Regions from separate parts of the Homo sapiens genome. Here all the other regions are linked to region 1. Evidence: read pairs that join two places in POLR2A ChIA-PET (ENCODE). Cell type or tissue: HepG2. All regions are shown on one strand. Each heading gives the region's core, and the rest is flanking DNA. Links, peaks and the distances in the headings are about the cores only.

The links. ChIA-PET counts read pairs that join two places held together with the same protein. Peaks named below come from ENCODE experiments on the same cell type or tissue, not always from the same donor. Only the 100,000 strongest peaks of a DNase experiment are listed, where the experiment ranks them.
Region 2: POLR2A ChIA-PET joins it to region 1 with 12 read pairs; 5 of 35 experiments call an interaction of 5 or more read pairs at or near these places.
Region 3: POLR2A ChIA-PET joins it to region 1 with 16 read pairs; 6 of 35 experiments call an interaction of 5 or more read pairs at or near these places.
Region 4: POLR2A ChIA-PET joins it to region 1 with 13 read pairs; 4 of 35 experiments call an interaction of 5 or more read pairs at or near these places.
Region 5: POLR2A ChIA-PET joins it to region 1 with 19 read pairs; 3 of 35 experiments call an interaction of 5 or more read pairs at or near these places.

What each region holds. Positions count from the first base shown.
Region 1 is chr2:9,230,910-9,237,103 of GRCh38, forward strand. All of the region lies in intron 1 of ASAP2 (ArfGAP with SH3 domain, ankyrin repeat and PH domain 2), which reads left to right. Among named protein-coding and RNA genes, the nearest start is that of ASAP2, 27 kb to the left of the region's middle. RefSeq lists enhancers at 160-716, 717-1,271, 3,486-4,685, 3,753-4,378. In HepG2, for the core only: no CTCF peak of the experiment used is centred there; DNase peaks (open chromatin) are centred at 2,252, 3,582 and 4,002; H3K4me3 peaks cover 2,414 bases.
Region 2 is chr2:9,141,507-9,147,700 of GRCh38, forward strand. It overlaps LOC105373417 (a long non-coding RNA gene), which reads right to left and starts at 4,404. Exons shown (of 4, transcript XR_922775.1): 1 at 4,097-4,404. RefSeq lists enhancers at 516-1,413, 1,530-1,609. In HepG2, for the core only: a CTCF peak has its summit at 1,403 (motif pointing right); no DNase peak of the experiment used is centred there; H3K4me3 peaks cover 860 bases; H3K27me3 peaks cover 1,264 bases.
Region 3 is chr2:9,324,742-9,330,935 of GRCh38, forward strand. It overlaps ASAP2 (ArfGAP with SH3 domain, ankyrin repeat and PH domain 2), which reads left to right. Exons shown (of 28, transcript NM_003887.3): 7 at 3,085-3,170. Among named protein-coding and RNA genes, the nearest start is that of ITGB1BP1, 96 kb to the right of the region's middle. In HepG2, for the core only: no CTCF peak of the experiment used is centred there; DNase peaks (open chromatin) are centred at 2,430 and 3,280.
Region 4 is chr2:9,378,216-9,384,409 of GRCh38, forward strand. It overlaps ASAP2 (ArfGAP with SH3 domain, ankyrin repeat and PH domain 2), which reads left to right. Exons shown (of 28, transcript NM_003887.3): 19 at 729-844; 20 at 2,526-2,593. Among named protein-coding and RNA genes, the nearest start is that of ITGB1BP1, 42 kb to the right of the region's middle. RefSeq lists an enhancer at 513-1,097. In HepG2, for the core only: no CTCF peak of the experiment used is centred there; DNase peaks (open chromatin) are centred at 2,926 and 3,276.
Region 5 is chr2:9,333,806-9,339,999 of GRCh38, forward strand. ASAP2 (ArfGAP with SH3 domain, ankyrin repeat and PH domain 2) reads left to right here. Exons shown (of 28, transcript NM_003887.3): 8 at 933-1,008; 9 at 1,288-1,374. Among named protein-coding and RNA genes, the nearest start is that of ITGB1BP1, 87 kb to the right of the region's middle. In HepG2, for the core only: no CTCF peak of the experiment used is centred there; DNase peaks (open chromatin) are centred at 1,716, 2,566 and 3,386; H3K4me3 peaks cover 751 bases.

The DNA of each region.
Region 1 (6,194 bases), core at 1,507-5,506:
TGTGTGACCTTGGAGGTGTGTGAGGGAGGCCCTGGGCTGGTTCCATGGCAGGGCACAGTCCAGCTTCTTGCTTCCTGGCAGCACAAACCCCTGCCTGTTTCTGGCGGGGAGATGCTGCCCAGGCTCGGCTGCTTTGCGGTTCTATGTCGGTCACTTTCCCCAGGCCACTTCCTTCCTTTTTCTTCTTATGCCAGCCTGGGCAAGAGGAATTTGTGCTTCCTGCCAGCAGGATGGATGGGGGAAAGGCAGTGGCTGGGTGTTTCTCTCTGCTGGAAGGGTTTGCTGGGGTGAATCCTTTCCCTTCACTCCCTCCTGTAGCCAGGACCTTGTCACCTCCAGGGAGCAGGTGACAGTTTCCTTGACTCCTCACCAGGTTTTCAGGCTCTGCCCTCTTCCTCTCCCCAGCCAAGCTTGCCTCTGACCTCAGCCAGGAGGAACTTGCTCTAGGGCTTAAGTCAGGTCACATCTAACTTTAAGACCCAGTTTTAGCATCTGGTATGGAGGCAACAGCCTGGGCTTTGACAGACTTGGGTTTGCGTCATGACTCGGTACCTGCTACCCGTTCGCTGAGATGCCAGTGAGCAGTCGCTGGTCATGTTACATAGCTGCCACCTCCCGGAGGCCAGCTCTGTTGTGTGTGCATGCCCATTGAGATGCCCGGGTGCCGCCACACCCCTAGCCTGCGCCTGCCTGTTCTTCCTCCTGTCAGAGGGCCCTGTTCTTGCTCATAGACTCCTGCACAGCAGCGGGCCTGTCTGTCTGCCTGGCCCTTGGGTGTCCCTGGCATCTGCATGCTGTGTTCCCATGGTCCTTCTGCTAGTTGGAGCCCTTGTGCCATGCCTTCCTTTGGAGACTCTCCTCTCTGTGCCGTCTCGCATGCCATCCTTGAGGTTTTAGCTCTGTCACCTGGCAGCCTGGCCCTTCCCTGCAGCAGGTGAGGACTGAGAGCTGGGCTGTGCCCCTCCCACCCACTTGACCCAGCGGACACTTTGGGAAGTGGCAACCATAAGTCTGCCTGGCTTGCTCCAGTTGCCCATCTTGTCCTGTGAGTGAAGCTCCTGCTTCCATCTCTCTTGATCTGGCCCCTTCTCTCCATTCCTCCAGCTGCAGTGGGTGCCCCTGTCATTTGTCAGCCAGAGCATTCAACAGCCTCTGCTCCCACTGAGGTCATGGTGATTGTCTTAAAGATTTGCTCTTTAGCTTCTCAGCTGAAGACACGTTGGTGGCTTCCCTGACCTTTTGGAAAGTAACCAGACTCTGGGTCCTTCTCCTTTGTTGACCTGGCCCCTGCCTCCCTCCCACCCCATCTCATCCATGCCTGTCCTCTGTGTCAACACGCCTCACTGCCCTGCGCCCGATCCTTTTACACAGGTGGTCCCTCTGTTTGTAGAGTCGCCCTGCTCTTCGTATCTCCCTGCCTGTTCTGTGAAGTTCAGCCCAGTGCCCCTTCCTTGGAGGCCACATTAGAGGGCCCTCCTCTGCTGGCTTTGTGCCCCCGTACCCCTTTCGCAGCTGACTGTCCACATTATACTGTCTGTATCTGTTATTTACTGTCTGTCTTTGACAAACTATGATCTTGGAAGTGCAGAGAACTTGTCTGATTTGTTTAACCACCTCACTTAGCACATAACTTGTCATATTTTTAATTTATTTTCTATCTCCCCTTCTCCCCATTAGATCATAAGCTTCCTGGGGGCAGGGATTTTTGACTCTTACTTAGTGATGCATCCTCAGCACCCAGAATTGCACTGGACACATCATATATGTTTAATATGTGTTTGTTGAATGAATAAAACTGACAGGCAACTACAGCTTAGATTGCAGGGAGTGAGACATGCTGTTGCCGGAGCTCTGGTGTCATTGGTTCATAGAAAGCTTGTTTCTCTGGCCATGGGGACTTGATTCTTAGAGGGTAATGGTTCGAAAGTTGAATTAGTGAGTGTAAATCCTTAAAAAAGTAAAAATATGTTTGTGCCCTTGTACAGAGGGGCTGCCTTGCCCTTCTGGAAGAAGGAATTCCACGTTAGACGTGTTCCCAGCTGCAGTTTTGTTCTGTATCTATTGCCAGCAGGAATCCAAGGATTTCCTTTATTATTTCCAAATTGCTGCCTCTTAGGAATGGAGAATGCTGCCAGTCTGTGCTCTGTGTTTTTTTTGCTCAGTGGGACCAAAGTAGTTTTGTGGTAGAGAGATACAGAGATACGGCTTTGAGACAGTTTGAGTCATCTAATTACTGTCCAGGAGGGCTGGGAGGTTAACCCTGGTGGTTGCTTTGGTGATAGTGATCGATGTCTGTGTGACAATTATAATGAAGGCTGGTATTATGCCGGGACTTTGAAGAGTCTATCAGATAGTGAAGGAATTGCGAAGCCGTACTATGTTGAGGTCTCCAGAATAAACATCCTCAGAATGGAAGGTCCAGATGAGAAGGTTACCTTGATGAGAGGCCTTTATGCTTTTTGTGCTATTTTCCTTTATGGGCTCTGGTAGTTCTTTAGTGTTTTATAATCTCTTTTCAGAGAAAGCTTTTTGTAAATTCTTCAGATTTTACTTTTTAAGTAACACTTACAAAAGTTGTATGGTGGCTTGGGACCAATACACTTTGCAGGAAATGCAGAGATGGATAAGAAATGGTTCATTCCCTTCAGGACCTCTCGTTATAGCTTAGCCTATGTAGTGATTAGAGCATCTGCTTTGAAGCCAGCTGGACCTGGACTCAGATATAGGTTTTGCTAATTGATACCTGTGTGGCCATGGGCAAATATGCTCATTTACTCATTTGTGTTTAACAAACACTTATATTGCACTTACTGTGTGCCAGGCAGTAAGTGCTTAACACATGTTAAATGGATTTAATCCTTACAACAACCCTGTGGCTAGGTACTGTCATCATCCCCATGTTTAAAGAAGAGGGGAGTGGGCTGGGCATGGTGGCTCACGCCTGTAATCCCAGCACTTTGGGAGGCTGGGGTGGGTGGATCACCTGAGGTCAGGAGTTTGAGACCAGCTTGGCCAACACGGTGAAACCCCATCTTTACTAAAAATATAAAAATTAGCTGGTCGTGGTGACAGGCACCTGTAATCCCAGCTACTCGGGAGGCTGAGGCATGAGAATTGCTTGAACCCGGGAGGCGGAGGTTGCAGTGAGTCAAGATCGCACCACTGCACTCCAGCCTGGGTGACAGAGCGAAGCTATGTCTCAAAAAAAAAAAAAAAAAAAAAGGAAGAGGGGAGTGGTTCACAGAGGTGAAGCAATGTTCCCTGGGTCACTGAGCAGAGAAGTCACAAAGCCTGGGCACTCTGGCTCGAGTTCATTTTTCTTCTTGACGCTATTTGTGCTGCCTCTCAGCTTCCTAAGCTTGAGCTTCCTAAACTGTAAAATGGGAGGCAGCAATAACCAGACTGCCTAGAGACAGGCTGGTGTGAGAATTCAGTGAGAAAACCCGGGGAGAACATTTAGCCAGAGCCTGTCGCATGGCTGGGGCTCTGGCTAGTGGAGGGAGAGGAGACAGCACACAGATTGCACCAGAACAAGGTAATGGCGGCGCGTGGCCTTGCAGGGGCCTTGATAATAGGAGGAGCTCAGAAGCAGGGAGAGATCACTTCCTGCTGGGGCAGCTGGGACATTGTCATGAAAGACCAGGGAGGGGACAGATGGGACATCTGGGACTTCACAGCCACCTGGGGAAGTGGGCACTATCCCCATTGTGTGGATCCAGAAGCTGGGCTGTTTCTAATCAGTTAAAATGAGTAGGTAGAGCCAAGGTGAAGGAAGATGGATTTACTCAGGGTTCAGTTGGTTGGACTGTTGAATTGAGCTGGGGGCAGGTGGAATAAAGTCTGGTCAGCCACTCTGGGGCCGATGCACAGGGGCCCAGCCTGGAGCCCACTTCCGGCCTTGCGAATGCTTCAGTGGCTTTGCATATTGTCTCTTTGTTCTCACTCTTTAGAAATGTTCTCCCACACCTTCCTTCCAGTGGATTTCTAGAAATACCCTATTTTTCATGACTCACCAATTGAACACATCCTGTTTGGGGAAGTGATAAGAGAGGAATTTGAGAATGGCATGGAGTTGACTCCTAATGATGACTGGTGCAAGGAGTAGACGGCCCAGCCTTCTGCTTGCTCTGCCTCTCACCTGTGTCTCCAGACGAGCTGAATTTCTCCAAGTGCCGTGTTTCACTGTCCCCGCCCGACATATGCCAACTGGAGCTTTTCCTGTCCTGTTGTAGGCGGGGATCTGTGTGTGGCTACAGAGTGACTAATGGTAGAATTAATCGAGTTAGAGATGGGGCCTGTAGTTTTGAACCTGATGAGTTAGATGACCTTTTGGACCACACAGATGGCTGGTCGTCCTGTGCACCAGTGTGGCAGGGATGGAGCTTGTGCCAGCTGCCCCGGGCAGAGTTGTTTTCTTTTTAAGAGGTAGCCAAGGCAGCCTTGCCTCTCAGGACCCAGCCCTGGTGGGTGGCACCCCAGCCCTTCCCTTTCCAGGGCTCTGATTTTCCTCATGGCTTGCTGTTATTTCACTCGCAGAGTTCAGATGTTGTTCATTCCAGCAGAGGCCGGATGTGTAAATCATCCTGCAGCAGTTCTGTCTTGTATGGCCGGAGGCTCCTTGGTGGGCTGATTGGAAAGCCCAGTACATTAGGGAGTGAAGGGAGTGAAGTAAAGAGAAATGGAGGAGGGAGAACTGGAGCTGGGGCACGTGAGCTGCTGTGGTAGCGTGCGGGAGGCAGGGGAGTTCAGACCACGTCTCGGGGCCAGGAGTGGCTGACAGCTGAGGTGTCGGGCTGGGTAGGGCAGAGTGAGCCGCATGGCCTGGCAGCTGTGATGGGAACATGTAAGAAGTGGTCAGGCTGCTGTTGTTTTAGATGTCTGAACCCTGAGGGTAGAACTCGGAGAACTTGGTTGGTGGATGCAGCCGGCAATGCCTTCCCATGAATGGCAAGGGCAGTGGGCTTAGGCAGATGGAGCTGCTCCACCTGGCAGTTTAGCCTCCCAGGGGACTTCTGGCAAGGTCCGGAGTCATGTTTGATCTGCCAGGACTGGGGACTGGGGTGCTGGTGGCATCTGGTGGGTGGAGGCCAGGATGCTACTACACATCCCACAGTGCCCAGGACTGCACCCACCACAAAGAAGTACCTTGTCCCAAGTGTGTCCGGGCCTGATGTTGAGAAACGCTGGGTCAAAAGGCTTCAGGTGATGGTGGACTTGGAGGGCCGGTCAGGGAGGGACAAAGGGATGTCCTTGGCACCTGGACTGCTTTGGGGCCCCTGTTTCCTGCTCTTGGTGGGCCTGAGTCTCTCTGTAAGTTTTGCAGTATGAAGTTGACCTGGATGTTTCATAAGCAGAGGCTTGTAGGTAATCAAGTGCCACGAAGTAAAGATCATTTCGGGCCACTTGAATATATTAAGTTCGTCGACATCTTCAAAGAGTTAGATTGAAATGCTGATCCTCTTATATTCCTGACATATTCTTATCCTTGCCTGTATTATTTTTTTCTGTTTTTTAACCTGTGTTGTGCAGTATGCCAGATGAACTTTTTAGGGTGTATATTTTGATATCTTACTTTTATGAAGATTAATAAAATTAAAATTGTCTCTGTACTGATGTAAAGAGCTTGAACTTAATTTAGTTTTATAATTGTCTGTATAAACATTCTTAATGTCTAAAGAGGATTTTTTACCGGAGAGGCAAAGGGAAATAAAAACTTGATAAAATTTAAAAAATTAAAAGCAACTGTTATCTGTTATTGTATGTATGTATGTGTAGGTGGTTGTGTGTATGTATGAGAGACACAGACAGTGCATTTTACTTTTTTGTTTTTTAAAGATCCTGCCTTTAAATTTGGAACTATAATTATTTGTCAGCACAGTTAAATTTTTTTTTTCTTGCTTTTCTTTCTCTTTCTCCTTTCCTGTGTTGGAGCAAAGGTGCTGTGTGTTGTCTACTTCAGGTTTCTTTTTTGAGTGAATGGGACAAGGACAGGGCAATATCTGAGTGTCAGAAAGATCCCCCCCGAGGCTGGTGTGGGTACCAGGCAGGGCTGGGGTACGGAGACGGGCAGGCGGACCAGGCAGGGGCTAGTGAAGGCAGGACGAGGTCCAAGTTGAGGCCATGGCCAAGGGGAGGGGAAGGCAGGAACAGCTTGGAGAAATAGGCAAGAGGGACAAGTCTCTGACCTCTTGGCT
Region 2 (6,194 bases), core at 1,391-5,390, 90 kb before region 1:
AGCTGTGTGATCCTGGGCAAGTCGCTTTACCTCTCTGAGTCTTGGCTTTCTGCTGTGTAAAATAAGGACAAATAACCTCTATCTTGCTGGGTTGTGGTTCAGATTAGAGAGAATTGTGCAGAATGTCAGGTACAGCAATGGGTTTCCAGACTTTAGGCCTGTGGGAAGTCAGCCTCAGAATCTCCTGGGAAACTTCTTATCAAACACAGATTCCTGTAACCTGCTCTCAGAGATTCTGATCAAATTCACCTGGCCAGTTTCAGCTACACCTGCTGAACTATTTACCGAACTATTTACAGCTCTCCAAATGCACTATAGCACTTCTTACCACTATGCCTTTGTACACACAGTTCCCCCATCTAGAGGCCCTTCCCCCTTTGATTGGAAAACTCCTAGTCATCCTTCAAAACCCAGCTGAAATGTCTCCCCATTGATGAAGACTTTCCTAACCATGCCCTCATCTCCCAGTACTCGCTTCTTTGCCAGATCAGTTGTTATGACATGAATAAGAAGTATAATTACCTTCCATTTAGTGAATCTATTATGTACCTCTCATTTCACATACTGTATCTTAACAATAGTTACGCCAAGTACTAATTATTAGCCCTGTTTCCCTGTTTACATATGAAAAAGCTGAGTCTCTGAGGGCTTAAGCAGCTTGCCCTCAGTCCCACAGCTGATAGGGGACAAAGCCAGAACCCCACGCTACTGAGCCCCGAATCTCTAGCTCTGGTCCTTATGGTCTTGGTCTGCCTTCCCCTCAGCACGTGAGCCTGCAGATGTCGGAGCCCAGGGTGTGCATTCATCGCATTCATCTCTTTTTTTTTTTTTTTTTTTTTGAGACGAAGCTTCGCTCTTGCCCAGGCTGAAATGCAATGGCGCGATCTCGACTCACTGCAACCTTTGCCTCCCGGCTTCAAGCAATTCTCCTACCTCAGCCTCCCGAGTTGCTGGGATTACAAGCGTGCGCCACCATGCCCGGCTAATTCTTTTTATTTTTAGTACAGAAGGGGTTTCACCATGTTGGCTAGGCTGATCTTGAACTCCTGACCTCAGGTGATCCGCCCACCTCAGTCTCCCAAAGTGCCGGGATTACAGGCGTGAGCCACCGCGCCGGGCCTAGGGTTAGGGTTCATTCACCTCTGAGTCCTCATCAGCACATTCCCTGATGCGCAAACAGCAGGGAACCCTAAGTGTCGGTCCCTATCTCCTAGGTCCACACCGCCTTCCGTCACACCAGGCTCTCTCCAGACTGGCTGAGAGGGTGGAGCTGGGAGCCTCTGAGGCTGGTAAGCCGCGTGCCTTTGGAGGGTGGGGTAACAAGCAGGGCCTCTCCTAAGGAGGGCTTCCCCGGCCTTCCTTCCTCGGGGCGCAGCATCGACATTCGCCACCAGGGGGTGCTGCCGCACCGTTCCCGGCGCCGCCTCTGCCCCGCGAGGGACTGGGGCGTTTTCCACCGGGCGCGTGTCTGGGGCTGTGACTCAGAATCCTCAAACTCAGAGTTCGCAGACGGAGGAACTCATGCTCAAACGTCTGAACAAAAATATACAGAGCATGAAATTTTTACTCCAGAAATAGTGCACCTCTCTCCCCCTTGGGGAAAAGCGTTTTCCCTACTTCCGTAGGAGTTAACTCGCCAAGGCTTTTAGGAGACGCCGCACAGCTGTGCTCCCGCTCGTTGAAAAAAAGATGCCAAAAGTGTAGAATTTGACCACAAACAACCGAGCTTCACAACGGAGTGTGGCTTGTGTGCCAGGCCCTGTGCTGGGGGTGCAAAAGGCCCCCCGTGTCCAGCCTGGCAGCAGTGACTTCGGGGTCCCTCCTGCAAGCTTGGCTACAGGTGTTCAATCTTACTGACATATTTTACAAATATAGCTACATTTTTCCAGCCCAAATTCAGTACACATGACCTAGCAAAGCATTCCAGAGGCAAACGGCTTTCTAGGAAGTGTAGCTTAGGCACCTAAATGCTGGCATTCTGGGGCTGATGGCGTACGGGAGCCATGAGCAGAGGGTTTGAAAACGGACCTGTCTGGAAAGCCCAGGTCAGAGGGTCCCAAGAGCAGGGCTGGGCAGGCCCCAGATGCCTCCCTTGTAGGGGATTCTGGGGTCTCCTCCCCTCATAGACCCTTCTCCTCCACGAAGCTTCTTCCGGGGGCCAGAGCAAAGTCCCTCTTCTGTCTGGCATTCCACCCAAGCCGCCTCCTTTTCTGTCTGCACCTTCTCCTGGGAAATCTCATTCAAGTCCATGGCCTTAAGCCTCTATCAAGGATGCCCCTAAGGCCGGGTGCAGTAGCTCACGCCTGTAATCCCAGCACTTTGGGAGTCTGAGGCGGGTGGATGGATCACCTGAGGTCAGGAGTTCAAGACCAGCCTGGCCAACATGGTGAAACCCCATCTGTACTAAAAATACAAAAAATTAGCCGGGCATAGTGGCGCACACCTGTAATCCCAGCTACTTGGGAGGCTGAGGCAGGAGAATCGCTTGAACCCGGGAGGCGGAGGTTACAGTGAGCCAAGATTGTACCACTGCACTCCAGCCTGGGCCACAGAGCAAGACTCCATCTCAAAAAACAAAACAAAACAAAAAGCAAAGATGTTCCTAAGACACCATTACTGAACATATAGACCAGTAAATAACAATGATTACACAAATCACATGATAAATTGCATAACACCACACACACACACCACACACATCACACACACACCACACACACACACACACACCCCCCACACACACACCACACACACCACACACACACACCACACACTGTGAACCTAAAAGTGTCTGAGACACCCAATCAATCTGGAAAGTTTATTTTGCCAGTGTTAAAGACACACCCATGTTACAGCCTCAGGAGGCCCTGAGGTCATGTACCCAAGTGGTGGGGGCACAGCTTGCTTTCATACATTTTAGGGAGACACGAGACATCAATCAATATATGTAAGATGTACATTGGTTCGCTCCCCTAAGGCAGGACAACTTGAAGTTGGGGGAACTTCCAGGTCATGGGTAGATAAGAAACAAAAGGTTATTTTGGGTCTTTGATCAGCCTTTCATTGAATACACAATTTACGTGGGAGGACGGAGTAGAGGAATAGTCACTTAGGCCTTAGTCTGACTCAGTGAACCTGCGTTTTTATTTTAAAATAGGGCAGAAGAAGCCATCAGATATGCATTTGTCTCCGGTGAGCAGAGGGAACACCGAGTTCTGTCCTTTTCCCACACCTAGGAAGACAAGCTATCAATTTACGTTGCCAGGCTGAAATTCAACAGAACTGTTTTAGGGTTTTGCCGTCCACAAGGAATTTCCTTGTGGGAAATTGTGATGGAGGTATGTAGGCATGTAGCTTTTTTTTTTTTTAATCTTTGTAGCTATCTTATTTAGGAATCAAATAGGAGGCAGGTTTGCCTGATGCAGTTCTCTGTTTGACTTTTCCCTTTGGCCTAGTGATTTTGGGGTGCTGAGATTTATTTTCCATTCACAACACACACACACACACATACACACACACATGAGATATTAAACTGGCAACCGGCACAGTGCACAGCTCCATGTTCCAGGCATGGTGGACCCAACCTGGTCCCTGACCACCTGCAGCCCCCACCAGCTCAGGCCTCCCTCCTGTCTGATTTCTACCTCCTCATGGGGCTGGGCTTCCCCGGCCACAGTTCTCTCCTACTTGGCCATTTTCTGCAATCCGGAGTTTTTGTTCCCAAACTTGTGCCTAAATTTCTCAGGCACTAGATGATGCAACAGGGGAGTCTGGAATTTGGAGACAGTTCAAATCTCAGCTGCGCCACCACTAGCATCCACGTGACCTCCAACGAGTCATTACCCTCTCCAAGCCTCCGTTTCTTCCTACATGAAGTGGGAGAAACCACGCCCACCCCACAAGGTTCTTGGTGACAAAGTGAGGGGAACCATCTAGATTGAGCAGAGGAGTGTTTTAGTCTGAAGAGCAAAATGATTTGGGAGTGAGGGTGTAAACCCTAGTGCTGCCACTTGCTACCTGTGACCTTGGGCAAGTTATCTAGCCTCACATACCTCAGTCTTCTCAGCCATAAAATGGGTACAATTATAGCACTTACCCGCTTACACAACAACGGTGAATTGAGTTAGTCTCTGTAGAGCGTGTTTAGCACTGTGTCCAGAACACAGTGAGTGCCGCCTCCATGATTTGGTAACACAAGCGTTTGTCGTGGTCATTTCAGGAAGGCTCTGGTAAGTGGAGTGCAGCCCGGATGAGAGCCGGCTGGAGAAAGCTGACTTGTGTCAGCTCAGGGGACAGAGGGGTACAGAGTAGCCTGGAGGCGGCGCCAGGTGGGAGCTGACGAAGCCTGCGGGGGGGCTGAGGCCAGCGTGGTGGAGGGAGCCAGCGGGAGCGCTGCACTTTGATGGGCTCTGAGCGCCTCCGGGCACCCGTAGTTCAGCTGCTTCTCTCCACCCCTCCAAAGGGCGGGAGAGACAGGAATCCCACCTTCCGCCATGCCCTCCTTCAGGGCCTGGCCTCACACGTGCCTGGTAGCAGGATGGCAACCCGATGGCGACTTCAGGCTTCACACCCACAGACGACCGTAATCAGAGAAAGTAAAAAAGAAAGAAAAAACCCTCCCAGCCCAGGATTTTGACCAAGACTCCTGACGTTCACCTCGACTGGACCTCTTGGGCCATGTGCCCAACGCCAAGCCAGTGACCATGGGGAATGGAACGGCTCCATCAAACAGGGCCCTCCTTGCTGGGAGTGGGGCAGGCCCCCCCCCCCCAGGCACAAAGAGACCCGGGCTGGGATGGAGGACGTGGGGAACAAACATTGGTGGGCACCAGCCATGTGTGTGCCACTGTCCCTGTTGCATTTGCAGCCGACCTCAAATCTGTTCTTCAGAGTTGACTGTCGGATGCTCATCACTGAACGTCTCTCAGACGCCCCACAAGTGTTCATATTCAACAAGTCTAGAAATGAACCCTCACCCTCAAACCCACCTTCTCCCCCTGGATTTCCTGTCCTGGTTGACACCTGGTTGAACCACTCACCATCCTAGTTCCCCAAAACCTGGGAATCACCACCCCCTCCCCATCCCCCAAGTCTGGCCAATTCCATCCCCCGGCGGCATTCATACCTGGCCCCATCTCTCCTTTTCCAATTGCCACCACCCAGACCCAATACTCTGCACCAAGACCCACAGGCCACTGTCTTAGGCCAAATATTGGCTCTCTGGCCCTTGCCAGAGAAAGCTAGCCAACCCCTGACCTGGATCTGTAACTGGTCTCCTGGCTCCCATCCATCCTCCACATCTGATGGCATCATTCAACAATGTAAGAATGTCAGTGGCCCCTGGTGACCTGCCACCCACAGCCTGCAGGATCTGACCCCCGCCTTCCCCTGCAGCCTCACCGTACACCTTCCTACCCACCCTGCGTTTGGGCAACTGGCACAAAAGGCTCCCAAACACGCCATGCTTTTTCATGTTTTTCTTTATACTTCAGGTGCATGAGGCTGAGTTCCTCATATTCCTCAACGCCGTCAGTGCCCCATGCAAGACCCCATCTTTTTAATAATCAATGTTATCTCTTTCATTTCTGCCGACCACTCCCATTTCCCTTCTTCCCAAAGGCAATAATGCTACCTGTGTTAACATGTATCTTTCATCTGGGTCTTGTGAAATACGTGTTGCCAAGTTTTTGTGTGTGTTTTAATGCCTATAAATGGTGTTGTTTTATATATTACATTTTTTTGACCATTTTCTCTAAACACTGTTTAGTTTAAGACACATTCCTTTTGCTCTTTGCACAACTCATTTAATTCTCATTGCTGCGCAGTTCTCCAAAGTATGGATTAAAACCGTTTCATGCATCTATTTTCCTGGATTGCTTTTAAATTGACACCATCTCAAACAAAGCTGCAGGGCATGAATTTGTATATGCCCCTTAGGTGAGAATTTCTTTGAGAACTATTCCCGGGAGTAGAACAACTGGGTCACAGAATAAACCTGTGCTTGATTTCACAGCTGCCCCTAGAAGGACAGTTACATTCGCACTGGAAGGCCCGTCCTTTATTTCCTCCCGTCCGTCCTCAGGTTTCTGAGTGTTTCCAGTCGAGTGGCCTTAAGATAATACCTCATTATTGTCTTAATGTACAATACAGTTCTCTGATTACTAATTTGGGCATCTCTTGATATGCTTGTTTGA
Region 3 (6,194 bases), core at 1,348-5,347, 94 kb after region 1:
ATTGAAACCATATCACCACTCCAGCTCTTTTGGTTACTATTTGCACCCTTTTACATTCAACCTGTGAATCTGAAGTGTATCACTTATAGATAATATATATAGCTGGATCATGTTTTTCTTATCAGTTTGACAATCTCTGCCTTTCGATTGGATTGTTTAATCCATTAACGTTGAATGTTACTATTGATATGATTGGATTTACTTCTGTTATTTTACTTTTTTTTATGTCTGTCTCGTGTCTTTTGCTCCTTGATTCCTCCTTTACCGCCTTGTTTTTCATTGAGAGAATGTTTAGAGATATTCACTAGATGAAAAACAAGCAAATATTTTTAAATATTCACTTGATGAAATGAATTCTCAAGATAAAGCCTTTAATTAAACTTAAAGGGTTCTTATAGACAGGAGAATGGATGTTTTTATACACATTTTTTTGTAAACACATATCATGTGTAGTGTAAGAGGTTGCATTCTCAAAAGAAAAGCACATACCATGTATAATACCACCTTCCTGGCCTACCTCATAGAGTGGCAGAGAAATCAGCGAGACAGCATGAGACAGGGACTAGGAAACTGCTGTGTGTTATACAAGCACAAAGTATTGGTTTTTGTTTTTGTTTTTCTCAATCCTGCTTCTGTAAGGGTATTGTTTCTAATTAAGTACTGTAGTAGCATTTTACAAACAATCAGGGTGAAATTAAGTAGTAGTGTTTTACAAAGAATGAATTTGGAAAGGGGTGTTTGTGTTCAGGTCATGCTCTTTTTGGTTAGTAAAGTAGACATCTATTTACCTAAACACTTTAAGACTACTTAAAATGCGTACTGAATTTTGACATTCAAGTAGTATGTGAAGGTCATAGCCATGACTTGAGGAGTAATTGGTTCCCCACTTGGCTCTGTCGTTGCTTCCTGTGGTATGCACCTTGCACTGGTTACTACTTCTCTTCTGTATCCAGGTGAATTGATCCTGTGAACTGACTAAGTCATTTATTTTAATGGAAATACACTGTGTAGATGATGCCTCTAAGTCATAGACTTGAGCCATCTTTCGAGCAGTCCTCAGGTAGTGCTGGGTCCTGGCTCTGCAGAGCTGGCACTTGGAGGGGTCAGGCACTAATGTTTCACAGTTGAGTGAGAGCTGTACTATATGCATGCATAAAAGCAGAGGTGGGCTTATCTAACAGTAAACTCACAGTTTTCACAGGAGAAGACATCTGATGAAGAGTGTAGAAGTTGGCCAGATAGTCATGGGCCGTGAAGGCCTTTCTTTCCATGGGTGAGAAAGATCATTTGAAAAACAGTTCCTTGAGAATCCAACTCTGAAGTGAATTAGATTGCCTGCATTAAAATCATGTTAAAAGGCCGGGCAGGGTGGCTCACACCTGCAATCCCAGCACTTTGGGAGGCTGAGGTGGGAGGATTCCTTGAGCCCAGGAGTTCAAGACCAGCCTGGGCAACATGGTGAGACCTTGTCTCTACAAAAAAACAAAAACAAACAAACAAACAAACATGACTTTAAAATTATTTGACTGTTTCCCCAAACTGAAGTTCTCAAGCTTTAAGTGCTTGCTGTTGTTTAGGTGTTTAAAATTTGAGTTGCCCAGGATCTAATCCAGAAGAGTGGCTTTCAGGCTTTTATTTTAAAGCTATGGAGCCCTTTCTTCAAAATTCATTTAATAAAGAAATTCAGTATGTCAAATAGGTAGTACAGACCTTCTGTGAGCGGAGAAGGCGTGAGAAGATCCTCTGTTGCTGATTGTAAAAATAGTATATACTTTTAAAGAAAATTGGTTAATATAAGAAAATATATATAAAAGGAATTAAAAATCGCCCCCAAATTTTACTTATCCAAAGATAACCACTTTGACATTTAAGTAAACATCTTTATATGTCCCTATGTATACATTCAAAAAAAATCGTATAAGTAGATCTTTCGCTGCTGATGCTTTATAACCTATTTTCACTCTCTAGTATGTTGATGTCCATGTCAGAAATTTTGGGTTTTATTGGCTTAGTGGCCGCACAGTATTTTCTGTATGGATGCACCATATGTTAATTTCCCACTCATTAGGTTTGGACTGTTGCCATTGTTTACTTTTATAAACAGGATAGCAGTGTATCTTCTTTTCTGTTCATCTTTGTAAACTTTTGTGGTTATCTTCTTAGAATAAATTCCTGGGAGTAGAATTTCTAGGTCAAAATGTACATACGTTTAAAAATTTGATACATTACCAAATATTTAATATCAAAAAGAAAGAGGGAAAGAAGGACCTATAGGTGGTTGTTACAGGCAGAAGGACAATTTGTAGCTTACAGTTTCACAGCAGCTTTCCACCTCCTCCTTGGGCTGCAGAGAGACCTCAGCCAGCAACTGAACTTGGGTACCCCTACCCCACCCCCGCCCATCCTTTACAGCTGAGAGCCAGGGCATGAATCAGCAGCTTTTCCAGGGGACATTCCATTTCAGAGATCATCTTCTGACAGCGGAGGGGATGGGGACTCATGAAGTCCTTCTATTTCCTGACACTGGTTTTGTAGCTCCCTGAGGCTTTCTGATAGCTTCGTGGTCACTAATGAATTCTCCAAGTTAAAAATAGCTTTAATTCATTTCAATTAAACTTTGTTTTTTTCCAACAATCACATTATTTTCCTTGTAAGGGAAATGTCTCAGGACGAGAGACATGATGCCAAGCATCTCAGCTACAATACGTTAGCAGTTATTGTTCCTAAAGTAAGGGACCTTGGGCAGGAGTGTGTTTGAGATGGTTAGAAATCCCATTTATTTGAACCATCCATAGTCTTCCATGTAGCTAGAGTGAAGATTTCTCCTAGCAGGCCAGGATAGACTGTCTTATTATTAGGAGTTTTTGGCACTTCAATATTTAATTATCTGACTGTCAGATAATTCATATGGCCCCAAAATAAAGAAACGGTTACGGAATCCAGGCGATACTAAGTGTCGATCATGCACTCTACGCATTGTAAAAGATGCCAAAGAAGTAGAAGAAATCATCTCAGTCCTCAGAAGCTCCTTTTAAACTCGTATTCTGCTTACTTCCATGACATTTCCTTTTCATTGTTCAACAGTATCTGCTGAAGGTCAACGAAATCAAGATTAAAAAGGGAGTAGATTTACTTCAGAATCTGATCAAATACTTTCATGCCCAATGCAAGTAAGTTCTTCTCTGTTATGTTATCTTAAATGTTTGTTCATGTGTGGCAACTTCTGGTAGATCTATAGATAGCTCATAGGAAATAAACACCACTTAGAAGTCTATAGTAAAGGGAATGAGGTGCTGACTCATGCGACAACACGGGTAAACATTGAGAACACGTTCAATGAAGGAAGCCAGACACAAGAGGCCATGTACTGTATGATCCCATTTATTTGGAAGGTCAGGAATAAGTACATCCACAGAGACAGAAAGCAGGTGAGTGATTGCCGCAGCTTGGAGGAAGAAGGAAATGGGAAATGGCTGCTAACGGGTATAGGGTTTCTTTGTGGGATATTGAAAATATTCCAGAAGTGAGTGCTAATGATTGCACAACTTTGTGAATTTACTAAAAATCACTTTAAAAGGATGAATTTTATGGCTTTATGGCTTAGGGATTATATCTTAATTAAAAATAAAAGCATATATACAACATAAAAAATCTGTAGTAATTGCCAGATATATTTATTTTTGGCTCTTTTTGTAGAGGGACAAACTCATTTGACCTATTCCGCAACTCTCAGATGTTTGTTAAAAGAGAAATGATACGATGTTAATGCAGTGTTTTAAAATAAGAAAACACTTTTATATATTATCCTGTGGAGCCAATGACTGTGATGAGCAAAGGAAGATGTTAGTAGAGGAGAAGGAGAGGATTCCACGTGCAGGGGCTGCTCAAGTACTCAGCTTTGCCATCTGTGTCAGTACTTCAGTCTGACCCACGTCTCTGACCTGGCTTCTGCTCCTCGACCCCCAGTCACTGATATAGACAGGCCTCTGGCTCCTTCACTCACCCACCCAACACACATGTCAGGTGCTGGACCAGAGGCGAGAGACACAGTGATGTACAGTGCTGGCATAGTTCCTACTCAAAGAGTCAAGTAGGGAAGTTAGACTGAAAGAGACAAATTTCTAATTAGATGTTTACAAAATTGTTTTAAAGTATAGGAATCTAAGAAAGAATATAATACAGGGACCTGATTTAGATAAAGATTTAGGGTAGAGTTTTTTGTTTTTTGTTTTTCTATTTTGTTCCCTGATACAGTCTCCAACAGCCAGCACACAGTGCCCGGAACACAGTAGGTACTCGGCTGTTTCTTGAATGAGCTGCAGGCCTCTCTGAGGAGACATGGATCTGAGATCTAAAGTATGAGTAGGAGCCGGCAGATAAGGAGTGGGGGAAGAACATTCCAGGCAGGGTCTAGGTCTTAAGGCAGGAAAAAGGCCAAGGTGACATAAGCTCAGTGAAAAAGGAGAGTGGCGTGAAACGAAACTGCATGGAAAAGCCTTAGGGATGTGGATGGCCCCAGACATCTTGCAAAAGTTTTTAGATTTTATCCCAAATATGTTGGGAAGCTCTTGAAGAAATTGAAGCAGAGGACCATTTGTATGCACTCCTGTGATCTGCCAGGCGCTATTAGGGGTTTTGGTGATGCAGTAAGGAGGAAAACAAAGTTCTTGCCTTCACGGACCCTGGGGTCTCATGGGGGAGGCAAGTAGGAAACACGAGCCAATATTTAACTGAGTTTATGAAAAGGCAAAACAGTGATGGGGAGAGAGACAGTGGTGTTGGTTAGAAGCAGCTTCAGGAAGCTTCTCGGCTGTAACAAGATTACTCTGTGTGTTGTGGAGAAGGAACCAAACAGGACAAGGGTGGATGTGGGCAATTGCTTGTGTACACAGCTCCTGTCCCTGTGCAGACCAGAGATGACGATGGCCCACCTGGCTTCGTGACAGCGGGAGTGGAAGGTGTGGACTGACAAGAAATCTTTTCCTTGTGGAATTGCCATGCCTGTCTGCTTACCTTCCCAGAGCAGGCTGTGCCACCAGCAGCCTACCTTTGTACAGAATTGTTTCTTTTCCTAGAAGGCCTCTTTCCTTTGTGCCCTCCCTGTCTTCTGTTCCTCCTAGGACCCAGCTTATGGATCATTCCTGCTTTGCGATGCTTCTTCCTTTTGGAATTCCTTTTCTTCCTCCTGTGTTGCCACCACACCGTCTGCTTGTCTCCATGATGACATCTTCCTTGTGTCTCTGTGCCACTGAACTATATGCTCTTAAGGAAGGGGCCATGCCATTTATTTGTTTTATATCTACAGTGTGTGGCACATTTACCTGGCACGTATTTGCAGCAGTGAATTGCACTGTGGAATTGAACTGAGCTCTGCTTTGGAATTCTTAATACAGCTTTGATGATGTTGCATTTCTAAAGCACTTGAGGTCAGGCGGCAAAGGAGGATGTGCTGAGTGGTTCATCCAAAGTTAAAAGAGAGCTTCAGCCATTTAAAAAAAAGAAGAGTGAAATCATGTCTTTTGCAGCAATAGGGATAGAACTGAAAGTCATTATCTTAAGTGAAACAAGCCAGCCGCAGAAAGACAAATATCGCATGTTCCCACTCCTAAGTGGGTGCTAAGAAAGGCATACCCATGGATGTAGAGAGTAGAGTGACAGCAGAGTCTCAGGAGGGTGAAGGGAGTGGGGATGATGAGAAATTATTAATACTTAGTAGGTACAATGTATGTTATTCTGGTGATGGATACCCTAAAAGCCCTAAGTTGACCACCAGGCCTATAACAAAACTGCACTTGTACCCCATGAATTTATATTAAAAAATATAAAAAGAGAGCTCATCTCTACTTGGTGGAAAAGACCTTGCAATTATATAGTTTTCAAGATGAATTATTTTATGGAGACTCAAAATTCTTACTTTGTGATGAGCATGCAAATTACTTCTACAGTTCTTATGTCAGGCAATTTAGGAAGTGGGTCGCTTCCTTGCTGATATTTTATTTTTAAGAAGAAGCTATTCTGGGATTTCCTTCCCCCGCCCCTTTATTTTGCCCAAACCAGTCAGTTGGGTAGCAACAGACCACTTGTGGAAAAGTGAAGTAGTTGGCCTTTTATGGACATGATCCCAGTAACCTTTAAAAATATGAATCTTCCATTACTTCGTTTTTGGATATGAGAGAGAGTGTGTACGCTGCCTG
Region 4 (6,194 bases), core at 1,423-5,422, 150 kb after region 1:
TGCAGGGGCACAAAGCTCACTGCCCCTCCTCAGAATGTGACAGTGGCCATGTTTGCTAGGATTGAGGGCCTGTCCCATGTCTGCCAAGCCTGAGCACCTTTTGTGGGTGACCTGGTCTTGTGATATGTTGGAAGAACTTTTGAAAATCTCAAGATTCCCCTTTAGCCTGTTTTCAGAGGGTATTCCCAGGGCAAACAGGCCGAGGAGCCTGGGGACTCTGGGCTTTGGGAAAGTGACTTTTCCCTTTCCTGGAGGGAATATCAAATAATGATAGAGAAAAGCTCAGCCTCCGTCCTCCCGTGGGACAGGATGGATGAGTCACACAGGCATCCAGAGGCCCTGCATCCAGCACAGCTGGCCGGCCTAGCACAGCAGCCTCGGCGCAGCCAGTGGGACGTGAGAAGGACGCTGGGCTCTAGGTTCACCCCGGTAGTGCACTGCCCCACCTTGGCCCCACATGCTCAGCAACAACAGGGATGCCCCCCTCCCCTTTTGACCTCTTCTGCCATCATCGTGTTATTTCCCTGATGACCTTCTGCTAAGGCTTCCCCAGCCATGTAGGCAGGGACGGTGCCAGGTCCCACCACCTTGGCGATGATTTACAGAAACCGTTCACTCGGGGACTGTCTGCCTTTCCTGTGCCCGTAGCCCAGGCTCCCTGCCGGGCAGTCCCTGGTCGTCCAGCCTGTGACACACTATGCTCTCTCTCTGTTCCTGTTCTCGGGCAGTGGGAACCTGGATAAACAGACAGGGAAAGGCAGCACAGCCCTGCACTACTGCTGCCTGACCGACAATGCCGAGTGCCTCAAGTTGCTCCTGCGGGGGAAGGCCTCCATCGAGATAGGTGAGTGGGCCCGGGCCCCGGGGGTGGGCTCAGCTGCACCCTGGCCTCTGCCTCCTGTCTGCCATCCAAGCGCTGCTCTTGGAAACAGGGCCAACCCTGTGGGCTCTTGTTAGTGCCAAAGAGAAGGAGAACCTACCGCTAATGAGAAAGAGCCTCTCCCTGCCTGTTCCACGAGGCCGCATTCACCATCTGTTACTTAGACTTTGGGCGCGTTTACAGGCATTTTACAGATCATAAGACAAGCAAAGGGTGGGTCTTGCAGCTCTCACGGATGCCAGGTGAATTTGGACAAGGTTGGGGAATTTTGACCTGTTCACATACCCTGAGTCTACTCACCCCCACCTGAGGCCACACTTGGCCCCTTTCTTGGCTCTGGGTTTAGACGGATTACAGGGGGAGATGCTGTTTACTGCCCTCTCCTTTCATTTGCACCACTGCTTCCTCCATGAAGGGCCCTGGTTGTTACTTGGCCCCGGTCCCTCCCTCTCTCGAGGACCCCGACATGCCAACAGCCAAGGCACAGTTGTGCCTTGAGAGCATCCAGCTGTTGTCCCCTCAGGAGGAAGTATTTTTGAAGGACTGTTAAATAAAGAGGAAAGAATAGAAAAAAGACACACATCTGCCTGAGAGCCGTGCTTATCATTAAAAAACTAATAATCAGACCTCATTGACTGAGGCTTATTTAGAAGAAATTATAGGCCGGGTGCAGTGGCTCACGAGGTCAAGAGATCGAGACCATCTGGCCAACATGGTGAAACCCTGTCTCCACTAAAAATACAAAAATTAGCCGGGTATGGTGGCGCGCACCTGTAGGCCCAGCTACTTGGGAGGCTGAGGCAGGAGAATCACTTGAACCCGGGAGGCGGAGGTTGCAGTGAGCTGAGATTGCACCATTGCACTCCAGCCTGGCAACAGAGCAAGACTCCATCTCAAAAAAAAAAAAATAAATAAAGTATATACTTTCAGGGTTTATAGACTGCTTGAGAGAAGGTTTAAAAGTTTGTTATATTGCAGTGCATGGAAATAGGTGAGCAGTGCTTTTCGTTAGAGGTTTATGATGAATCGCTTTATTCAATGAGTTACAGTTTGGATGTGGATTTTAATTAGGTGGCTGCTTCAACAGTTTTTGTTTTTGTTTTTGTTTTTTGTTTTTTTTGAGGCAGAGTCTCGCTCTGTCACCAAGGCTAGAGTGCAGTGGCACAATCTCGGCTCACTGCAACCTCTGCCTCCCAGGTTCAAGCGATTCTTCTGCCTCAGCCTCCTGAGTAGCTGGGACCACAGGCATGTGCCACCACGCCTGGCTAATCTTTATATTTTTAGTAGAGACGGGGTTTCACCATGTTGGCCAGGCTGGTCTCGAACTCCTGACCTCAAATGATCCACCCACCTCTGCCTCCCAAAGTGCTGGGATTACAGGCGTGAGCCACTGCGCCTGGCCAGTTTTAGTTTCTTGATTAGTTCAAACTTCATCTTTTAAAGTTTTACCTTCTGTATTTAGCTGTAGTTCTATACAATTACAAGATACATTCAGCCTCGACTAGGTCAAACTCACTGTGGATTTCATTAACCAGGCCCAATTTAATTTAGTGCTGCCTTTCTGTTCCTTTTAAAAATTGTCCTGGATGTCAGGCCTTTGCTGGGTTTTGCCTTAACGCCTCCTTTGCTCGCCCTTGAATTTTAGCAAACGAGTCAGGAGAGACTCCGCTGGACATTGCCAAGCGCCTCAAGCACGAGCACTGTGAGGAGCTGGTGAGTCTCCCACCACAAGGACGGGGTGGGGCACCTGTCACGGGACAGGGAGCCAAGCCTGTCCTCCTTGGGCAGGGTTTGCTGTGAACCAGTGTCCTGAGCAGAGCTCAGTGTTTCTGATGGGATGAGCCGAGAATCAGCCTGCCTTGGAGAAGGTATGCTAGGGAGTCTACAGGGAAACCTAGGGGGACCCACCCCTCGCAGTGAGACTTGGGGTGTGAGTCAGTGTTTGCTGGTTGGCCGTGTTGGTAACATCACTGCTGTGGTGGGACAACTGGAACAGAGGCCCGAGGCCACCACAAGGGCCTGCTCTCTGGCCTCCGTAAGCTGTTTACTTGCTACTTTGCAGGACATCAAGGCCAACCTCCTTTCTTTGTTCCTCAGCCCCAGATCATGTGGGTTGCTCAATACCATCTTTTCCTGTTCTGGAAGAAAAGACAATGTAGACAGTAGAAAGAGCCCACCAGGCCAGGCAGCCCTGGCCTTGCCGGGGGCTCCCCAGCTTGGCTTGGGAAGGAAACTCTCTTAGGCTGTTTCCTTATTTCTACAGTGCAGTCAGTTATACCAGTATATAAGGTTGTTGTGAGAATTATTATCAAATGCTGTAAAGCAGTTGACACACAGCGCTCAGTAAATAGATTAAGGCCAGGCACAGTGACTCACGCCTTGTAATCCCAAAGCTTTGGGAGGCTAAGGCAGGGGATGATGGCTTGAGGCCAGGAATTCGAGATCAGCCTGGCAACATAGTGAGACTCTGTCTCTGCAAATGATTTAAAAACTAGCAACGCATGGTGGAGCATGCCTGTAGCCCCAGTTACCCAGGAGGCTAAGGTAGGAGGATCACTTTGAGACCAGGAGTTCAAAGCTACAGTGAGCCATAATGGTGTCACTGCACTCCAGCCTGGGCAACAGAGCAACACGCCATCTCCACAAAAACGTTTCGAATTAGCTGGGTGTGGTGGCACGCACCTGCAGTCCCAGCTACTGGGGAAGTTGAGGTGGGAGAATGGACTTGAGCTTAGGAGTTCAAGACTACAGTGAGCCATGATTATGCCAATGCGCACCAGCCTGGGGGAGAAAAAAAAGAACTATTAATAATAAATGCTATACAAGTGTAAGATAAGTAACAGGTCCTCTTTCTAAGCACTGTACATCCACGAGCTCATTTAATCTTTTTTTTTTTTTTTTTTTTTGAGATGGAGTCTTACTCTGTCACCCAGGCTGGAGTGCAGTGACATGATCTCTGTTCACTGCAACCTCCGCCTCCCAGGTTTAAGCAATTCTTCTGCCTCAGCCTCCTGAGTAACTCGGATTACAGGCACCTGCCACCACGCCCAGCTAATTTTTATATTTTTAATAGAGACGGGGTTTCACCATATTGGTCAGGCTGGTCTTGAACTCCTGACCTCAAGCAATCCACCCGCCTTGGCCTCCCAAAGTGCTGGGATTATAGGCGTGAGCCACCACACCTGACCTGTCTCATTTAATCTTCATAGCTACCTTATGACATAGTTTCTGCTGTTGTCCTCATTTTACAGATGAGGACACAGGCACAGGAAAGTTAAGTGACTTGGCCAGGGTCATGTAGCTACTATCTGGTTATGGGGGAAATTAAGCCCTGAGGTCCTGAGACACCCATAGTGTGTAACGAATTAACTTCTCTTCTGCACATGTAGAACGGAACTAGCTATCTACCTTCCTTGAGAGAACTGAGAAAATAGCCACACAGATCATTTTCTACAGCGTTTAATTCTCTCATCCTGGTTGAAAAGGCTGGGTTTACAGTGAATGAGCACATTCATTCTCCTGGGGTTGAGCTTTCTCCCATATGGAGTATGGATACTTGCAGGCTGATCAGCATCCTTTAGATCTCAAATATCCTTTGCCTGTTGTTTTGGGGAAAACTCTAGCCCTGTTTTTTCTGTACGGTTACACTGTTGTCACAACAAGCAATACAGAAGCAGACTGCTGTGACCAAAGGTGTGGGGTTCTCCCCCGACCCCATACACCAATTGTAGTCGCCTGACAGGTTCTTCTTGCCTGCTGCATAGATTAAACCCAATTCATGAGACAGTGTGATTGCAGCAGAGAAAGAGTTTAATTATGGCAAGCTGGCTGAGCGGTGGGAGGACAGGAATTATTACTCAACTGTGTCCCCACAAAGGCTCAGAGGTTAGGGTTTTTCAAGGATGGTTGGATGGGCAAGAGGGCTAGGAAATGGGTGCTGCTGATTGGTTGGGAGTGAAATCATAAGAGTATGAGAAACAGCCCTTGTCCACTGCATATCATCTCGGGGGGGCCACGGGACTGTTTGAGTCATGAGTCAGGTTCAGTGGAGTCAGTTGGTCACCAGGATGCAAAAGTCTGAAAAAATATCTCAAAAGATCAGTCTTAGGATATGTTATCTATAGGATCAATTGGGGAAGTCACAAGTATCGTGGCCTCTGGTGCAGTAAACAATTTTTTTAAAAAAAGACAGTGTCTCTCTGTTGCCCAGGTTGGAGTGCAATGGCGTGCTTGTGGACAGCCTCAAACTCCTGAGCTCAAGCGATCCTCTCACCTCAGCCTCCCGAGTAGCTGAGACTACAGATGCATGCCACCACGCCTGGCTAAAAAAGTTTTTAAATTTTTTGTAGTGATGGGGTCTCGCTATGTTGCCTGGGCTGGTCTCAAACTCCTGGCTCAAGCAGTCCTCCTGCCTCAGCTTCCCAAAATGCTGGGATTACAGGTGTGAGCCACTCCACTGGATGGTAAACAATTACATTAATAGAGAGGCAAGCTGCACCTACATTTTAGCAGAATTCAGACCCTTCCCATAATCCTAATCTTGAGGCCTTTCATTAGTCTTCCAAAGGCACTTTCAAGTTCCCTAACAAGAACAGAGTCAGTTTTCACATGCACACGTATGTTTATTGCGGCACTATTCACAATAGCAGAGAGACTTGGAACCAACCCAAATGTCTGTCAGTGATAGACTGGATTAAGAAAATGTGGCACATATACACCGTGCAATACTGTGCAGCCATAAAAAAGGATGAGTTCATGTCCTTTGTAGGGACATGAATGAAACTGGAAACCATCATTCTGAGCAAATTATTGCAAGGACAGAAAACCAAACACCGCACGTTCTCACTCATAGGTGGGAACTGAACAGTGAGAACACTTGGACACAGGGCGGGGAACATCACAAACCGGGGCCTGTCATGGGGTGGGGAGACGGGGGAGGGATAGCATCAGGAGATATACTTAATGTAAATGATGAGTTAATGGGTGCAGCACACCAACATGGCACATTTGTACGTATGTAACAAATCTGCACGTTGTGCACATGTACCCTAGAACTTAAAGTATAATAAAAAAATAAATTAATTAAAAAGAAAAGAACAGAGTCAGTTTTAGGGAGGGACTATTACCATCCTTGATTCAAACTTACACCACAAACTAAATTCTTCCCATGGTTAGCTTGGCCTGTGCCCAGGAATAAGGGAGGACAGCCAGCCTGTGAGGCCAGAAGCAAGATGGAGTCAGCCATGCTAGACTTTTTTCACTACCATGTTCTTGTAAAGGCGGTTTCACAAGCAGCAGACACCAGCTGGCTGTC
Region 5 (6,194 bases), core at 1,284-5,283, 100 kb after region 1:
CCATGGCTCCAGCAGAAAAACTTGTCCAGCCTCTGTTGTATTTCCTGAATCACTTGTTATAGGTGACCTCACAGCATTGAGTTCTCAGCCTTAAAATAAAAAATTCCTCTTGATATTTGATCTCAAGTTCTCTACCCACGGTTTCCTACCCCGCAGACACAGTGTGGCCACCAAAGCTGCTTGGTTGGTTCTTTTCTGCATTATTTCTCTCTCTCTCTGTCTCTGTCTTTCTCCTTTTTTTTTTTTTTTTTTTTTTTTTTGGGAGACAGTCTCACTCTGTCGCCAGGCCAGAATGCAGTGGCATGATCTCGGCTCACTGCAACCTCCACCTCCTGGGTTCAAACAATTCTTGTGCCTCAGCCTCCCGAGTAGTAGCTTTTTGTATTTTTGTATTTGTTTTTTTTTTTTTTGTATTTTTAATAGAGTATTTTTAGGGGTTTTGCTATGTTGGCCAGCTGGTCTGGAACTCCTGGTCTCTAGTGATCCTCCCACCTTGGCCTCCCCAAGTCCCTCACCCTGGGATTATAGGCATGAGCCACAGCACCCGGCCTCTGCATTCCTTTTCTTTTCCATGTCGCGGTCGCCTGTTGCGGCACATTCTTCAGTGTCTTCCACTTGCGCCCCATGGCCTTTCTGGCTTCAGATGCAGAACCTCTCCCGTTATAAACTGAAACTCAAGGCCTCATTTTATATGGGTCGAGAAAAATCTCAAATACTTAAGCTTATTGCATTTCCTTTTCTGTTCGCTCCTGCTAATTTTGAGTGTCATTTTATTCTTGGTTTGCCTGATATTTTAAGGTTCTGTTCATACAGTCTTTTCCCCCAGGAGTTACATAATGACTTCAGTCACTTTAAAGAAGTTTTTAATCTGTCTGACAAAATTATTTTTTCCTTTGTGAAATGTCATCTCTGTTTCTTCTTTTTCCTGCTAGTTTTTTTCAGGATGGACTCAAAGCCGTGGAAAGCCTCAAACCTTCCATTGAAACGCTGTCTACGGATCTTCACACGGTGAGTAGCTTCCCTCCCACTGTGGTTTAAAACCATCTTAATGCAACAGACATTTTCATCTAAATGTCACTTCTGTGTAATCCTGTGTTTTCATGCCGTGCCGCCCACGTGGAGTGTGGCGTTCCCACGCCTGTCCTCTGTCTTGGTGGGAGGGAAGGTTTGACCAGCGAGGGAGGCAGTTGTCGCATTGTGTGGAAATGGCCCCATGAGCACCAACGTTTCACTGTACCTCAGTCTTAATTTTCTGATTGGTTCTGTTGTGTGTGTGTGTTTTTAAAGATCAAACAGGCCCAGGATGAAGAAAGAAGGCAGTTGATACAGCTTCGAGATATTTTGAAATCCGCATTGCAGGTTGAACAGAAAGAGGTGAGGGGATTTAATTTTGAAAGATTGCAGTTTTCACCCCATTCTTGGAGGCTTTGGGTCTGAAGAACATGAAGTTCATGTCTTCTAGGAGCTCACAGTTCACTCGGGCTGTGTCAGGCACCAGTAAAACATTTAATGTATTCTTGCAATTTAGTTCTATAAAACCATCTTTTAAAATATGTTTATTTCAGGAGGAAGCATTTACTACATGCATGGCCTTAATGGCGGTGTATAAACCCTGTGCTCTGTCAGTTGCTAGATAAGGAGCTCTCAGTGGCTTCGTCACAGAGACCATGTGTCATTTGTGCTATTTATCCTGTACCTGGCCCTGTGTCATTTCCCTACCCTGACATACGTGGACTCTGCCCCTTTAGGCCTAGGCACGTAGCAGGGGACCAGCTGGGGCTCTGCCAGCCCTGAGATTGTGTTCTATAAAATATGAGGCATGAGCTTTTCTTACAGCTGCCTCCATCATGACAGGCAGAAATCCTTAGTTCTCTTACTTCCCCTCTTTCTGTAATGACGTCTCTGTGTGCTAACACGTCAGCAGGGACAGTTTGTGTTGTGGGGACTTGTTTTTAAAAAGCCATTAAAAAGTAAGTTTTAAAGATAATTTTACTATATTTTCACTACAATGTGGGTATCATAATGTGAATTTAGTATAAATCCATTTCCTTGTTAATAAAAGGAATGTATCTAAACATATATCTAGTGATTTTAGAGAAATTGCTAAACTACTTGACAGCATAAAGTTCCCTGTTGGCAGTTTGGTGAGCTCTATTTTATTGTAAGTTCTTGTACTATAACTGAATATTGTTGTTTTTCTCCCAAATGCGTTTACCTTTTGTGACCGAAGTCTAGGAGAGTAAGTAGTTCAGTATTTTAATAAATTGCAGAATTTTGCATGTTTTATTCGTGAACATACATATATATATTCCTTTTATATATTAATGGTTAGTAGCATTTTTTATTTTAACCCCTCACCTTTCATTGTTGTAGACTTTATTAAAGGCTGAAGAGTTTGCATAAATATTAGGGAAGTGGACATTTTCTGGGTTTACAGTTTACACTTTTGCTGCTGTTCCTTTATGAAGATGAAGCAGGTCCCTCCCTCCCTCCCTTTCTCTCCCCTGAGTGGCTGAATTCTACACATCTCTCTAGTCCCTCTGAAGCCCCACCTCTGGAGCGCTGCCTCTGATCACCCCAGCCCACAGTGATCTGAGTTCACAGAGCACATCCTGTTTGAATGCCCCATTTGAATCACAGCCTATTCCTCTTTTTGAGTGTTGGTTGTGCCTTAAGTGCACAGATGGCTTTTCACCAGCTGGACCTCGAGCAGCCTGAGGATGCCACCCTGCCTTCTGAGCCATTCTTCCATCACACTGTAGTGCCACAGCGCTCATTTAGTAGGATTTTGGTAAACATGGGTCAACTAAGTGAGACACTGGCAGAGCAAGGTTATATTTAGTGCTAGAAAGGACCTACAACATGGTGACTTCCTCCTAGTCTAGAGAATGTAGGCCCTGACGCTTTGATATTCCCAATAAGCAAAAAAAGGAAAAAAAACTTGGCGTAAGGAGAAAATAGTGGGCTAGCGGTAACGAGGAGGAGGTAGTGCGAGGGCAGGAGCCAGAATGCCGTCCAAGGTGGCTGCTCCCCAGCGCACCGTTGGAAATGATCGAGAACTGCCTTTGTCTAAGAAGGAAGATCCAACCCATGAAGCAAAGCTCAGGTTTAAAATAAGGCAGAGCAGCTGCTGGGGCCAAATGGCCCTCTGGGCACAGTGCAAAGGCTGTGTTTGCTTTGCCTGTGCAGAATTAGGAGGTTTGGGAAAACGGGCTGTTGTGAGAGAACTGGTTATTTACAGCTTCGCAGGAAAGTAATAACAAATTTACCAGCACAGACCAGAAGTTCTTTATAGTTTGTTGTTTTTTGTTAACCAGCCCATCTGCCCCTGATTGCACAGAGGGATCAAATGAACCTCCTTTACTATTCTTCTTTGGCTGTCTGCCCAGTTGGCTCCTTGTCAAGACCTAACTCAACAGTCTCCTAGTTGTGGGCGTGTTGTGTTTTCTGTGTATCATGCTCTGCGTTGCTTTTAGGTGATGGCATTCAGCAAGTTGGACAATCTTTGAACACAGTTGCAAGTAATAAGCAGATGTGAAAATGCTAAATTTTCTGTTTTAAAATGATTTTTATGATGGGGGTTCCATCTTGTATACCTCAAATTTGCAATAAGAATTGATCATTTGGTCATTATTGTTTAGGCCGTCATTCCCTTTGGTTGGATTTTCTTCTGTGACTTAGACAACTGAAGGTGTTAAGAGGATTTTTATTCAGTGTTATAAAAATTCTAACCCTCCCTGTGTAATAACAGTTGATAGAAATTAAGTAACATGCCCCAAAGAAACTGCCTTGATGGTTGGTAGAAGCCAGTGCTCCTCATTCTCTTCCTGTAAATCCCAAGCATCAGTTATTGAAGGAATGAAGAGTGGCCATTCCAGTGTGGTAGCTTCGTGCTGCTGTTTCCTTGTGACCCTGCAGCTTTGTTTTAGTGTGGAGCTTGTGCCGTTCTGGTCCCGGTGACCTCACACCTCCCAATCACTGGCCATTCATGTTTTGTTCTTGATATTTTCTGCTCTCTGTAAGGAGAATACTACTCTTTGGTATTTCCATTATTTTTCTTTGTGAAGGTTTTCATACTTGGAGAAAAGTTGAAAAATTGTGCAGTGACCACCCATAGTGCAATATTATACAATGAGGATCGAACTATGTACCATAGTGTTTGATTTTTGGAGAAGATCCTATTTACACAGTTAAACTCGTTGGCACTGCTCATCTTTGGTTGAGCTCTCTCCCCGTCAGCCTCGCCTCCTGCCTTCCCCATCCCACGTCGTCCATCCGATGGTGTTCTGCCAGGATGGACCCTGTTGGGGTGCTGGCGGAGTCCCAAAGCCTCATCACTTGTGTGCAGGCTCTCTCTGCTGTTTGATGTGGAGAACCCAGACTTGTGTGCTTCTATGGGGAGGATCAGGCTCTGGGGCATGGTCTCACAGGTCTGAGTGCTGAAACCACCATGGTTTTCCACTCTGCAGATCTCAAGTATGGTTGCTCTCTCTCTCTCTCTCTGTCTGTCTGTGTCTGTCTATCTCTCTCTGTCTGTCTCTATCTCTCTCTCTCTCTCTTTCTCTTGCTCCCTCTTTTTCAAGCATCCTGTCTAGTAGGATGTGATAGAACAGTTTGTGCCACCCAGGCAGCCAAGGTCCACCACAGCCATAATTTTCTTCTGCCTCTGGGTTCGCGTATCTTACATGCCCAAATCTGGCCTTCATCACAGAGATCTCTGCCAGGGGCCACCTGCCTGCCTCTCCTGCCAAGCTGCTAGGTAGCCTGGCTCTGGCCTCCATGTCACCCTCAGTGGAGGACTCGTTTGTTGATTCACACATCCAGCTACCCTTTCTTCCACTGTTACCCTAAGCCAGCACTCCACAAACACAACAGAACAAGATGGATCAGGTTATCATCTCTTCAGGGGATCATGCTCTGGGGGTGGGGACAGAGAAGCAATTGGGGTGCAGTGTAATGAGAGCACTCGTGGACATCAGCTCCAGGAAGCAGTGTCTGCCCAGTGCGGGCTGGGCAGGTGCCATCAGGGATGACTTCCCAAAGGCTGTGATACCTGGGATGGAGCTTAGAAGGATGATTAGGAGTTGGCAGGCCAGGCATGGTGGCTCACAGCTATAGTCCCAGCACTTTGGGAGGCCAAGGCAGGTGGATTGCTTGAGTCCAGGAGTTCAAGACCATCCTGGCCAACATAGTGAGATTCCATCTCTACCAAAAGTCAAAAAAATTGGCCAGTTGTAGTGACATGCACGTGTAGTCCCAGCTACCCGGGAGGCTGAGGTGAGAGGATCCCTTGAGCCTGGGAGGTGGAGGTTGCAGTGAGCCAAAATCGCACTGCTGCACTCCAGCCTGGGCAGCAGAGCATGACCTCATCTCCAAAACAAAAACAAAAAACTGGGGACGGGGCAGGAGTTAGCAGAGTCCCAGCAGGTGAGGCTGGTGGAGAGGACAGCTTCTGACTAGGACGGGGTTGCCTGGGGAGCTGTCTAGCAGAGCAGAAGAGCATGGATCTTGGCATTTGAATCCTGGGTCTCCCACTTCCTACCCTGCCCTGTGACACTGGGCAGGTTCCTGGACCTCTCCATGTCATGGTCTCCCCGTCTGTCAAATAGGAATAATACAGCCAACCTCAGAGTTTTCAGGAGATCTAAGAGATAATTTCTGTAGAGCACTTACCATATTATCTTAATAATAGTAAAATTATTTATTAATAATCTTAATAAATATTAATAAACTATCTTAATAGTTCATTCAACAAATACTGAGCTCCTAGGTGGTAAAGATACCGTAGTGACCAAATTCCCTTCCCTCATGGTGTCGCGCTCTTAGAGGTTCAACAGGAATGGATACTGCTGCTGTCGTTGTGTGTGACATATCCCTTAGCCTCCTTGTTGGTCCGTCCTCTGGCCCTATGTCTTCATGGCTCTTGCCCCTCTTCCTTCTTCACTATCTGACTCAAGATGCTGTCATACCCAGCTCTAGGCTTCTCCTCTTACTCCTGACCCAGGCCTTCCAGCCTCACCTGCCTCTCACCCACCTCTCTGTGTCCAGCCTGCGTCACATTCCACATTCACTCTAGGGGAGGAGGGACCTGTTCCTATCCATTGCAGGGCATTTCCTGTTTACCTCACTTTTCAGGTTTTCCAGGCACTTTACAAGTGTGGCCAACGATCCTTACAAGCCACTTTACAGGGTAG